Regions from separate parts of the Homo sapiens genome. Here region 2 is linked to region 1. Evidence: chromatin contacts called from ENCODE Hi-C or POLR2A ChIA-PET data. All regions are on one chromosome and are shown on one strand. Each heading gives the region's core, a stretch centred on a gene start or an enhancer-like site at or near the end of the contact. The rest is flanking DNA. Distances are from core to core; before and after follow the strand shown.

Region 1 (6,183 bases), core at 1,177-3,676:
AAAAATTTATTTAGAATACTAATATGTACATTTTTGTATTGTAACTACCCTACCATCTGTTTCACACACATGCACACACACAAATGTGCACACACACACAACCACCATCACCAGAGCCTGCACAGTTAGCACATATTAGTTTCTCAACAAATATCTAAATTTTTTTTTTTTTTTGAGATGGAGTCTTGCTCTGTCACCCAGGATGGAGTGCAGTGGCATGATCTTGGCTCACTGCAACCTCCATCTCCTGGGTTCAAGCCATTTTCCTGCCTCAGCCTCCCAAGTAGCTAGGACTACAGGCATGTGCCACCACGCCTGGCTAATTTTTTTGTATTTTTAGTAGAGATGGGGGTTTCACCATACTGGCCAGGCTGGTTTCGAACTCCTGACCTCAAGTGGTCCGCCTGCCTTGGCCTCCCAAAGTGCTAGGATTACAGGTGTGAGTCACCACGCCAGGCCTAAATAATTTTTTAAAAGGTAAATTGCAATAATTATCAGAAGAAGAACCAAAACACAAGTGATAAAGGGTCTAAAACGTTAAGATCAGTCAAGTGGCTCACGCGCTATAATCTCAGCACTTTGGGAGGCCAAAGCAGGAGGACTGCTTGAGCCCAGGAGTTTGAGACCAGCCTGGGCAACATGGCAAAACCCTGTCTTTACAAAAGAAAAAAAATAGAAATAATACAAAAATTAGTGAGCTGTGGTGGCATGTGCCTGTAGTCCCAGCCACTCAGGAGGCTGAGGTGGGAAGATTGCTGGAGCCTTGGAGGTAGAGGTAGCAGTGAGCCCTGATCACACCATTGCCCTCCTGCCTGGGTAGCAAAGTGAGACCTTGTCTCAAAAAAAACCTAATTAATTAATTAAAATAAAATGTTAAGCTCTACACGAAGCCCTAGAAGTCATCTAGTCCAACTTCATCATGTACCAGATGGGCAGCCAAGGTCCAAAGTGCCATTCAGCTTTACACTAACAGGGCAGGGACAAGAACACTGGACTCCTCAAAGCCATCCAACTCCACCAGGAAATTTTCTTCACAAGTTTGGGTTAGCTAATCATAATCGGATTACCTACTAAAAGGTACAGAATGTGTAATGTGTTATCCACTACACCTCCCCACCTAAGAAATTATTGCGCTAGTTCACCAGGATAGGGTCAGCAAACTATGCCCTGCACCCAAATCCTACCCACTACCTGTTTTTGTACAACAGGGAATCTAAGAATGGTTTTTACATTTTTAAATAATTGTAACAAATTAAAATAATACTATTTTGTGACATATGAAAATTCAAATTTTTGTGTCCATAAATACAGTTGTATTGGAACACAGCTACTCTCATTTGTTTCTAAAACTGTCTATGGCTGCTCTCATACCACAACAGCAGAGCTGAAAATTTACAACAGGGACTTTATGGCCCATGAAGTCTAAACTATTTACCTCTAGCCCTTTACAGAAAATGTTTCTCGACCTTTGCACTAGGAGATAGCTAATGTGGCTTTAGTAAGTTTCACCTTCAAAAGAGCCAGGGTTGTCCCCACCAACTTGCAGTCACTCACATGCTATTTCCTCTTCTTTGATTACTGAAACTCCACAGCAAACTATTGTTTTTACCAGTCACCCAGAAAACGAAGATAAACGTTTCCACAGAGGAAATAATAACCTTCCTTTTCCAAGGTCCTCCTCTGCCTCACGTCCAGTGAAATTAAAAGCAATTCTTCATTCACAGGGGTTCTGTGTCATTTTCCCCAACAGAATTCAGAGGACAACATTAATTCACTTTTACAATGAAGGGCTCAGGCAGAAGAAAAGTAGCTAGTAGTGAGTTTATCCTAAGAAAAAAAGGAATGTTTAACATTTTCTGGAACGGAAAGCATTTTTGTTTTCCCTTGAGATGCTATTCTTTCTAACATCAAATGCAAACTGCCATTATATACTATACATCTTCTAAAAATTGAAAATCATAATATCCATACTTAAATTTTCAACTTTCCAGTTTTCCAATTACAAGCAAAGTACCAAATTCATACCTGCTCAGTGTTGCAAAATGATTTTAAAATGTAATGATGTTTTTGTTTGATTTTGTTTCATAGTATTTTCCTCTACCAATGTACAAAACACTCCCTTGTAACAAATAAACTAAGAAAATCGCATTCCCAGGGCCTTGGGAAATAACTTTAAGGGTGTCTCTGTTCACTTACATCATGAACCCAGCTCTTATGCTCCTAAAGTTACAAATGGCCACTCTTCGTTTTAATAGCAGATTTAAAGAAACCTAATGTTAGTTCAACACGGGTAAACAGTCTCTCACACAGTATAAATAAAGAATTCTTTGAGTTGTAAATAGTAGTTGCTCAAAGAAGTGGAAGGGTGGCTGAGGAAGACAGAGAAAAGATGCCTTCTCTCCTCTCTTTCTAGCAGGGCAGGCCAGGGAAAGGAGGCAGGACGCCAGAAGGCTGGAAGAGCTCAGCCATCCAGAAGGACAGCAGGGTTGCCAACTTCTGAAAGCAGCCACCATTCATTCACTGTTCACTCATTTGTCAAACATCAACTGAACACTCTCCTATTTATACAACATCCGGGGGACTCAAAAGAAGAAAACAGCCTGGACACTGCTGTTCATAAGAAGCCTTACTGTCCAGGCACAGTGGCTCACACCTGTAATCCCAACACTTTGGGAGGCCAAGGTGGGAGGATCGCTTGAAGTCAGGAGTTTGAGACCAGCTTGGGCAGTGAACCAAGACCCCATCTGTACAAAAAAAAAAAATTTTTTTTAAATTAGCTGGGCATGGTGGTTCATATGCCTGTGATCCCAGCTACTCAGGAGGCTGAGGTGGGAAGATAGATTGACCCCAGGAATTCAAGGCTGCAGTAAGCTATGATTGCACCACTGCTCCAGCCTGGGTGACAGCAAGACCTCATCTTTAAAAATAAGAATAATAGTAAAAGTTTTTAAAAACTTTTTTTTTAAAAAGAAGGCCACTAACATGCAGGTTAAGGCAAAATGTACGCAGAACCAAGAAAGCTGCGTAGCAAGACAATGACCCATGCCAGGGGTCAGCTAACTACAGCCTGCAGGCCAAGTCTAGCTGGCAGCTTGTTTCTGTGAATAAAGTTTTATTGGAATATGGCCACACTCACTTATCTATGTATTGTCTACAGATGCTTTCACATTACAATGGCACAGTTGAGTGGAAGCAACAGAGACCATGTGTCTGGCAAAGCCAAAAAACAATCTGGACTCTTTCAGAAAGTTTGCCTATCCCTGACATAGGCCAGAGAGGGATCAATCCAACTGGAGTAATCAGAGAAGACTATATGAAAGAACTGACATTTGATCTAAGTTTTGATTACTCAACGTTTCAAAAGGCAGAAATGGGAAAATCATATTGTGAGGGGCAGAATGGCCAAGGCGAGATGAGTCTGAGCAATGAAAGGACTGAATTTGAATGGGGTACAGGATATGAGGTGGGGAGTTGTGGCAAAGTGGCTAATGATACCTACCCAGACTACATGGTTTAACAGTTAATAACATAGCTCCAGAGTGTTTGCTAGCTTACTGGAAATGTCATTCCCCTTTTCTCTAGCTTCCTTCACATTTATGGCTAATTCCATAGCTCACAAATATGTTTGTTCACTGATTGATTACTGTGATCAATCAAAAGTTTGCATGTCAGTTTAATTTCAAAAACACTTCTATTTACATTATTGCCTAGACTTACATTTAATCCTCAATCACATCAGACATTACTATTCCTACTTGACAAATGATAAAAACTGGGCAACTCACCTCATGTCCCATATGGCGTCAGGGGCAAGAGACTGGCTTAGAACCCTGGATTCTCCAACCCATCTCATGACCCACCTTAGGAAGACACTCATATTGGAAAGGTTACCACCTGGACTGTATTCTAGACCAGAAATTCTGATAATCAAACACCAAATAATCAAACAGGAATGCTTTTTTGGGGCATATCCTTGCTATACCTGAACTGTGGCCTGATAGTAGCTCAAAATCCACATCAAAGACCAAGTTCGAGGTACATTCATTTTATACTTAATGAAATCTGGTCAATTCACATAATTTTGTTACAATGGGCATTGGGTAAACGTTCTCACAGATTAACTTAATCCATTATAGGAGGGGAAAAGAAAAAAAAAAAAACTCCACCTACCAGTATATACTTTGGCAGTTGGATCATCATTATTTTGCACTGGAAACCTAGAACCCTTAAGAGAAAGGTATCATTTGTAATTAATTTTCCTGTCCTTTGTACTTGTAAGTAAACAGGTGGTGTTCGGATGAGTCCCTTAAAAGCCCCTGTTGCCTGCCAATTAAGTAATAATATTTTCTTTTCAGGGAAGTGCCATAAAAGAGACTCTAACATCTTGGGTCACTGAGTACTTCCTATGCAGGAGGATATGAGGCTGCAACACTGAATTTTTCCACCAGCAGGATATTCAATGTGATGAGTAAATTAGCAATTAGCATGGAAAATAGGAGTTATTCTCAGCATTTGTCATATGAGAGATCAGAATTCCTGCACTCGTCACGTCTGTATAAATGGTTTCTTTAACCATGAACATCGTCTCCTCTTAACTCCCTCCCCATGTCACTCCACTCACAATCCACCTACACTGATACCTCAAAACATCTCTTCCTACACAATTTTTAATGTTTTATTCCTTTACCTGCTTGCTTTACACAAGCCTGTCTAGAGTCCTCTACAACTAAATTATTTCCATCATCGTTAACTTTAGAACACGGTTCCAATGCCAGTCTGAAAACCATTCTGAAATATCCAACAGCTCTTCTTCCAAAGTGCAGGTGGGTAGGCTGGCAGCAGAGCAGAGATGGCTTTTTATACTTTCAGGATCATAAGGGGAGAGACTACACTCTGCTAGTGTTTTGTCTTCCAGCATCCACCATCTCCTAGCCTTTCCCAACACCCACCTCTTAAAACCTGGGCAGTCTCAGAAGGCAAGACCAGGAAATGTAAAGGCACAGGACCAGACAGAATCATATATGAAAGCCTAACACAGCTTAGGGGACTGGCCTAGGAACTATGGCCAATTATCCTCTCTCTTGGCCTAATGAGATTATGTCATGAAGATGAGTACCACTCCCTACCATCAGTAATGAGAATGCAGAGGCAAGACCCAGGGACCAAGGAAAGGGTTAAAGACAAGCAGCAAGATGAAGGGTAAAAGCTTGCTGGTTCAGAAACATTATCTATCTGCCCCTGACATACTCATCTCAATACAGCCAATCTCCACTCCCGGCATCTCTTCTTTGATTTACTAACTTATATTCTTTTGTTACTTTTTTATTTTTATTTTTGGCAGGGTCTCACTCTGTTGCCCAGGGTGGAGTGCACTGGCACAATCTTGGCTCACTGCAGCCTCGACCCTCCCTGAGTTCAAGTGATCCTCCCACCTCAGCCTCCCAAATAGTTGAAACTACAGGCACATACCACCATACCCAGCTAATTTTTTAATTTTTTGTAGAAATGAGGTCTCACTGTTGCCCAGGCTGGTCTCGAAATCTTGGACTCAAGCGACCTGCCTGCCTCCACCTTTCAAAGTGCTGGTATTAGTGGTGTGAGCCACTACACCCAGCTGGGCTTTTGTTATTTTTCAACAATCAAATAATCCATGTTCATGGTGAAAGAAAATCCACACTCACGGTGAAAAAAAAAATTGTAAAATGCAGATAAACAAAAATGAGAGAGAGAGAAAGATGAATGGAAAAAAGAAAGAAGAGAAAATACATAACTTCCCTATCCATTACTAACACTTCAGTACTGGCTTCCAAATGTGTTCTTGCTTAAATGTCTTTTGAGGGGTCTTGCTTGAACTGCTTTCAAACATCAGATTTTACTTATATTTCATCTGGGAAAATCAGTTCCTCTGAGAGCTATTACTGACACACAGTCATGTGCAGCATGACTTTTGGGTCAACAACAGATGGTACATTCAACAGTGGGCCCATAAGATCATGATGGAGCTAAATAACTCCTACTGCCTGGCAACATCGTAGCTGTGGAAATGTCGTGGCACAACACATTACCTTTCTCTATGTTTAGATACACAAATACTTACCATTGTATTTGTACCACTGTACCATTGAATACCTACAGTATTCAGTACAGTAACATACTGTACAGTTTTTGTAGCTTAGGAGCAAT
Region 2 (6,183 bases), core at 2,101-4,600, 170 kb after region 1:
AAAAGGGGCCAAGGTTCAACTCCTGATAGCAGCAGGGATGATTCATTGGCTAGAAAGAGAGGTCCTGTAAGAGAAGCTGATCAAGGACTCTTTTTACCTTCTAGTTTTAAAAAAGGTGAGCTGGCTGCTTGAGGAATACTAGTTATGCTTTAGGTAAAGGTATGAAGCATATGAAGCAGGCCAAATGGCCCTTCCTCCCTTCCCTTTGAGGTTCTTCTTTCCTTGCCTCTCCTCTGATGCTCTGTGTCCTCATGGTGGCCAAAACAGCCTACTCAGGTCATGCTTAGACCCTTAACCTTATATCTGAACACCCTCATTTCCTAAAGTTCCTACTCCCAGAGGGTCATTTTAAGGAGTAGGTATGTTGTCCTTGACACATGCTGAGCAAGTCATTTAATCATTAAGATGATTTGCTTTTTTTCAAGTCTGTAAAAGTTGGGGTTGGGTCAATTCAAATTATCTTCCAGCTTAAAACGTCACATTATAATCTGAACAGTATAAGCCTGAAGAATAGTCAACCAGAGTTTTTCCTAGTTTTGTTTCATCCTTTGGTACTTCATTAAATAACTAAATTATCAGTTAGTTGGGGACAAATGCCACTGTGTGCCCTTCCTTATGTGAGCCCCCATCATGTTCTAGGCAGGGTTCAGCCTCCAGCAAGCGTGCAGAGCAGGTATGTGCACTATAGCAAAGTACTCTGAGGAGAAATTGTAGAACTTCACTTCCCCTGATCAAAAACAAGGAAAAAAATTATGTCAAAGTTTTGAGAGCCTTAATTTAAAATAATAGGAAAGAATAATGCTAAGCAAATACTACAGTCAGGAGAAGTATCAATAAATGCAAATTTAGCAGTTATATAAAGCAAAACTACTTAACTAAGGATACCTACAAAGCCCTATGTATATGTTGGGAGAACTCAAATTTCATTGCAATGTTACAACACAATGTTACCTAAGGTTGTGCTGATTGTCAGCAAGGATTCATTTACTTCAAGTAATTTCTATAAGGTTCTAACCATTTTTAAAAAGTGTGAAATGTTTCATGAACTTGTGTGTCATCGTCAGGTAGGGGCCATGTTAATCATCTCTGTATCGTCAAATCATTTTTTAGTATGCTTAAAACAAATCTGACAGCCTTTTTTGTTTGTCTTATTGATGTTTGGCTACTGCAGACGTGACCTGGAAGTACAGATTTTTTTTTTTTTTTTTCGAGACAGGGTCTTGCTGTCACCCAGGCTGGAGTGCAGTGGTGTGATCATAGCTCACTGTAGCCTTAACCTCTTGGCCCAAGTGATCCTCCTACCTCAGCCTCCCAAGCAGCTGGGCACCACCACATCCTGCTATTGTTTTTGTTTTTTGTTTTTTGTACAGATGAGCATCTCACTATGTTGCCTAGGCTGGTCTTGAACTACTGAGCTCAAGTGATCCCCCCTCTCTTGGCCTCCAAAAGTGCTAGCATTAGAGGTATGAATCACTAGTCACTATGCCCAGCCAAGGTATAGTATTTAGAGAGAGGTTGTAATTTCTATAACAGATAAACACTATTCCACTAATGCAGATTTTCAGCCAGTATAGCATTGGCGTCACATTGTTAAAAAGATTATTTTAATATAATCAGCAACATTTTAAGATGAAATTGCCCAAAGCAGGGTTCAGAATAGCATGTATCATATGCTACCTTGCATTAAAAACGGGAAAAAGAATATGTACTTGAACTTGCATTTATACATGCTTGAAGTACATTTTGAAAGAGAAGAGATGAAGTGGCCTGAGTTTTGCTCTTCCACCCTGAGGATATTAATGAATCTGCTTTGAGAACAAGACTTGACAGGGCTATGAGACCCTCCTTATTTCTTAGTCTGTAGACCCAGACCCAAGAATGAAATGTTGATAATTCATATCCATACTGAACTTACAGAGGTTTCCATTTAGAAATAATGCCTCCATTTGTTCAGATTTAATTTGGAAATGGTTTTGATTGTAAATCTTCAAAACAATAATGGTTGCCTGTGAGGAGGGAACTAAGTGCTTGTAAGGCCAGGAGAGGGAGGGCAACTTACCACTACACATCCTTTTCACTTCTGATATTTAAACTATGTAAATGTGTTAACTGTTTTAAAGTGAATATGTAAATAAAGTTAACAGATTGTATATGAAAATCTAGATTTCTATTTTCTCTTGAAAAGCTGCAAAATCTGGTATCAAAGGACCCTAGTGCCAAATGGTAGCTGATATCAAATATACTGGGCAGTACCAATATCAGTCTGGTAGTCCTTGAGGGTGTTGCAATCATACATCTCCAGGCCCCTTGGGGTTCGGAGACAGTAGACACTCACGGGGAGGCCACATCTCAGAGTTACCAGTGTTCTCAGATCAGACACTGTTTTATCAAGAAGGGAAATGCTCTCCATTACTGGCATTGTGTCTTGAGTTACAGCATTGAACACGTATAGAGTAGGCTTGTCTTCTTCCTAAAGGGAAAGAAAAGGAGGGAACTTATTGTCTGGAGGTTCAGATGAGGGCCAAGCATTTCAGAGGGTAGCTTTGAGCACCTCTAGCTCCACGACATGGGTGTTAATGTGAAAGCAATAGTCAGTTGAGTTCTCTGCCTTCTGGTCTGAGTCTAGCTCTTATGTCCTGAGATATTAACAGGTCCCCCTGTTTGAGTGAAGTGAAAAAGACTTGGCAAGGCTTTGAGACCCTTTGACTTCTTAGTCTACAGACCCAGATACATAAGAGTGTTGATAATTTATATCCATCCTGTGCTTATGGAGGTGTTAGTTTAGAAAACATTCCTCTGTTGTGCAGTACTTTAATTTGGAATACTGTGGATTTGAAATCTTCAGTCAATTATTATTATTTTTTTTCTGAGAGGTTATTCCTGGCAAGTGGAACTGAGTTGAGAGTGGGAGGGAGTGTTTGCTTATCATTTTGTGCTTTTCATTGTCCGTATGGTTTGACTTTTTTAAAAGCCAAATATATTTACTTTTATTATTTATCTTTCTTGTCTGTCTTCCTTTTTTTTTTTTTTTTGTCTCACTATGATGCCCAGGCTGGTCTCAAACTCCTGGGCTCAAGCGATCTTCCTACCTTGGCCTCCCATAGTGTTGGGATTACAGGCGCGAGCCACTGCACCTGGCCTACTTTTACTGTTTAAAAAGGGAAATACCAAACATAGGTTTAGAAAAGTTTCTTTTGTTTCTTTCATTTTGTAATCTAAGTAGGAAAGCAAGTAGAATTGAGATATCCAAAGCAGAGTTAAGATGGAAAGTTTGAGGAAAATATTAATACTTCTGTTAACAACAGTTTAAACAAGCCAAACCAAAACTCAAAATACAGCGAATAGGAAAAATGGGAAGCAAGTGGGGAGGAAAAGATTATTATCATTTCCACTTTTCTCATGAAAAATGAAACTGACTTTACTTCCTCTTTAGCAGATTCAGGACAATAATATTTTTCTGCAACGGCCTGTTGTTGGGTTGGCAGATGTCAGTGCATGGCACCATCACGGAATGCCCATGAATGCGGGACTCTCTCAGAACCTGGTATCTGGCCTTCAGGTTCTTCAGGGGGCTCCAACCTGTCAATGCTGTCTTGCCCCTCCTTTGTTTCCTTCCTCTATTTCTTCCATCAGAATCCCTCTCTGGTTCCTCCAGGGCCCCCCCAGTCCTGCAGACTTATAATAAATTAAATGCTCCTCTCCCACATAACACATTGCAGTAATATGGTCAACATGCAGACCTTTTTCAAAAAGCCTTTGAGGAGTGATGTTACTGATGAAATTTAAGGCTGCAGTACTTTGATCTAGGGCCCATTTCAGTGACTGAAGTGATTAGGAACAGTTTCAGTCCCTCTGTGGCTGTGCATGAAGCCAGATCAGCAAGCTGAGCTGCCCACTGAGCCTAAAGTGCTTAGAACAATTTTTCATGATAGTTTCTCATAAACACATGCAATACAAATTTAAAGGACATAGGATTGACTCTTTCACTTTTGCCACGCCGTGCTTTCCTATGGTTCCATAAGGGAAGTATCTGTTCAAGCTAATGTAGATAATATTTACGGGCAGGCAGAAATTCCTATGAAAACTGAATAAAAAGATAGTGGGAAAGAGAGAAAAATTATATTTTATGTAATAGCTCTTTTTTATTTCTTTAAAAATTCCTAATTTATATTTAGAATTAAATGCAAATAACAAATTAAATGCAAACAAATGACAAAATAAATCCAAATAGAATAACATGCAAACAAAATAACAGAGTCCCAAGTCACTCTTTAAAAAAAAAATTTTTTTTTAGAGTCTAGGGCTCACTATGTTGCCCAGGCTGGTCTTGAACTTCTGGGCTCAAGCAGTCTCCCACCTCCTGAGTAGCTGGGGAAAGAATTCTCCTCCATTCCCAGCTCTCAAGTCACTCTTAAGTTAACTAGGTGTGTGAGGTTAGATAAGTTAAAAAGAAGCTTCTCAGAATATGAATAATCGTATACTTATATCTATAAAGATAAGCATGTATAACTTAGTATACATATAACTGACTCTGGAACAAGTAATAAGGGAGAACTGCAAAATATCTGGCAATTTTTTTGAGATAGGGTCTCACTCTGTTGCCCAGGCTGAAGTACAGTGGCACTATCAGAGCTCACAGTAACCTCAAACTCCTAGACTCAAGCAATCCTCCCACCTCAGCCTCCCAAGTACAGGCACTCACCACCAAACCCAGCTACATTTTAAATTCTTATTTGTAGAGACAGGGCCTAGCTATGTTGTCCAGGCTGGTCTGGACCCCCTGGCCTCAAGCAATCCATCCACCTCAGCCTCCCAAAGTATTGGGATTACAGGAGTGAGCTTCTGTGCCCAGCTGATCTGACAATCTTTAGATGAAAATAAAAAGTGCAAGGAAGAAAATATTACTAATTATTAATGAAGCCAGGTTCTTAAGTCTCAAGAAAATTAACACCTACTGAGTCTGTTCATTTTTTTTTTAAGCGCTCAGGAACTTTTTATCACATAAATAAATAATAAATGTTGAATGACATCCCAGGCCTTTTTAATCAATAATGTATCTGGATAATAGTTCTCATTGCACTTTTTAACTCTACATACTCACCTTTGTATAAACCTTGTTTTTATGGGAAAACCCATTTTGAGTTCTAGTGAGGCACATTAGTTGTCGATATTTTCTAATTTGGTTGTATGACGAGGGAGTAGGTAGATGCCAATTAATAGCAACTTGCTAATCCACCTTATCCACATAAGAGAAGGCATCTCTACCTCTCTGTCTATATGATACTCCTCCCCAAGTATTCTGAATCACAGAAGGCTGGTCAGTCACAACCAACGAAGTCAGACGCTATTAAATAATAATACCACACACAAATCATTGTTGGACATGTACAAAATTAGACTTTTTCCTTTATAAACAAACTGAGATGCAAACAAACCAACCCAAGAGATATACACAAAGTATCTTACTTTTCAATAAAAACAAATACGTTCTATCTCATGAGAATAATTCCATGCTTACCTTCAAAAAACAAATGCAAACTTACTGTAAATTCATACATGTACTTTAACAATAAGAAAGGAAAAGCTAAACAGAACTGACTGAAAGAAAACAAGTTAATGAAAGTTTTGAATGTACTGCTGTATTTTTTCTCAAGTTCTGCTTTTTTATATTTTGCTGTTTTGGAGTTACAGCACTAAGTAAGCAGAAGCTTGCTGAACTATTCCAGAGTGAACAAAAGGGGAAGTAATATTTGTTTTTGTTGAACCAAATGAATTCCAGTGAGATGTCTCCATAAACTTCTCCTCTTGTGTGGTAGTCATTCTGGAGAGATTATCCATGGAGTCTTGGACACTGAATTGGAACACCTTTCTTCACCAGATTCTTTTCATACCTTTTGTTATGACTCATCTTAGAAAAGAGGGCCATTTTTAAGAAACATGCTTTCATGTGTAAATTTTAAAGAAACATGTTTATACATGTTTTTGTGTATAAAAATGCATAAATGTAAAACCACATATATTGGATTTTGGTGTTTATACATTAACAGTACCTCTCGAAAGCTAAAATGTTTATCATTTTGAATCAAATTTAGACTTGTCAAGATAGTACAAACTTCTCTAACTTATCTGATAAACATCTACTCAATGGTACTACAGTTAACTCAATCTCTCAGCATAAAACAA

The links. A loop is a pair of places that touch in the nucleus more often than their neighbours do. ChIA-PET counts read pairs that join two places held with the same protein, here RNA polymerase II (POLR2A). Pooled maps may share reads with other maps.
Region 2: a map with no recorded cell type shows a loop between it and region 1 (5-fold over the local background). The contact joins two enhancer-like sites. A Hi-C loop is called at or near these places in 1 of 37 single-sample maps with no recorded cell type and 1 of 50 pooled maps. POLR2A ChIA-PET finds 5 or more read pairs at or near these places in 2 of 52 experiments (A549 and activated CD4-positive, alpha-beta T cell).

What each region holds. Positions count from the first base shown.
Region 1 is chr3:149,608,230-149,614,412 of GRCh38, forward strand. All of the region lies in intron 2 of WWTR1 (WW domain containing transcription regulator 1), which reads right to left. Among named protein-coding and RNA genes, the nearest start is that of WWTR1-IT1, 41 kb to the right of the region's middle. Within about 2 kb of position 2,427, at least 8 of the 41 ENCODE cell types and tissues checked have a DNase peak (open chromatin) inside an H3K27ac peak, as active enhancers do.
Region 2 is chr3:149,777,986-149,784,168 of GRCh38, forward strand. It overlaps ANKUB1 (ankyrin repeat and ubiquitin domain containing 1), which reads right to left. Exons shown (of 6, transcript NM_001144960.3): 3 at 2,254-2,470. It also overlaps the pseudogene RNU6-507P. Among named protein-coding and RNA genes, the nearest start is that of ANKUB1, 11 kb to the right of the region's middle. Within about 2 kb of position 3,351, at least 3 of the 41 ENCODE cell types and tissues checked have a DNase peak (open chromatin) inside an H3K27ac peak, as active enhancers do.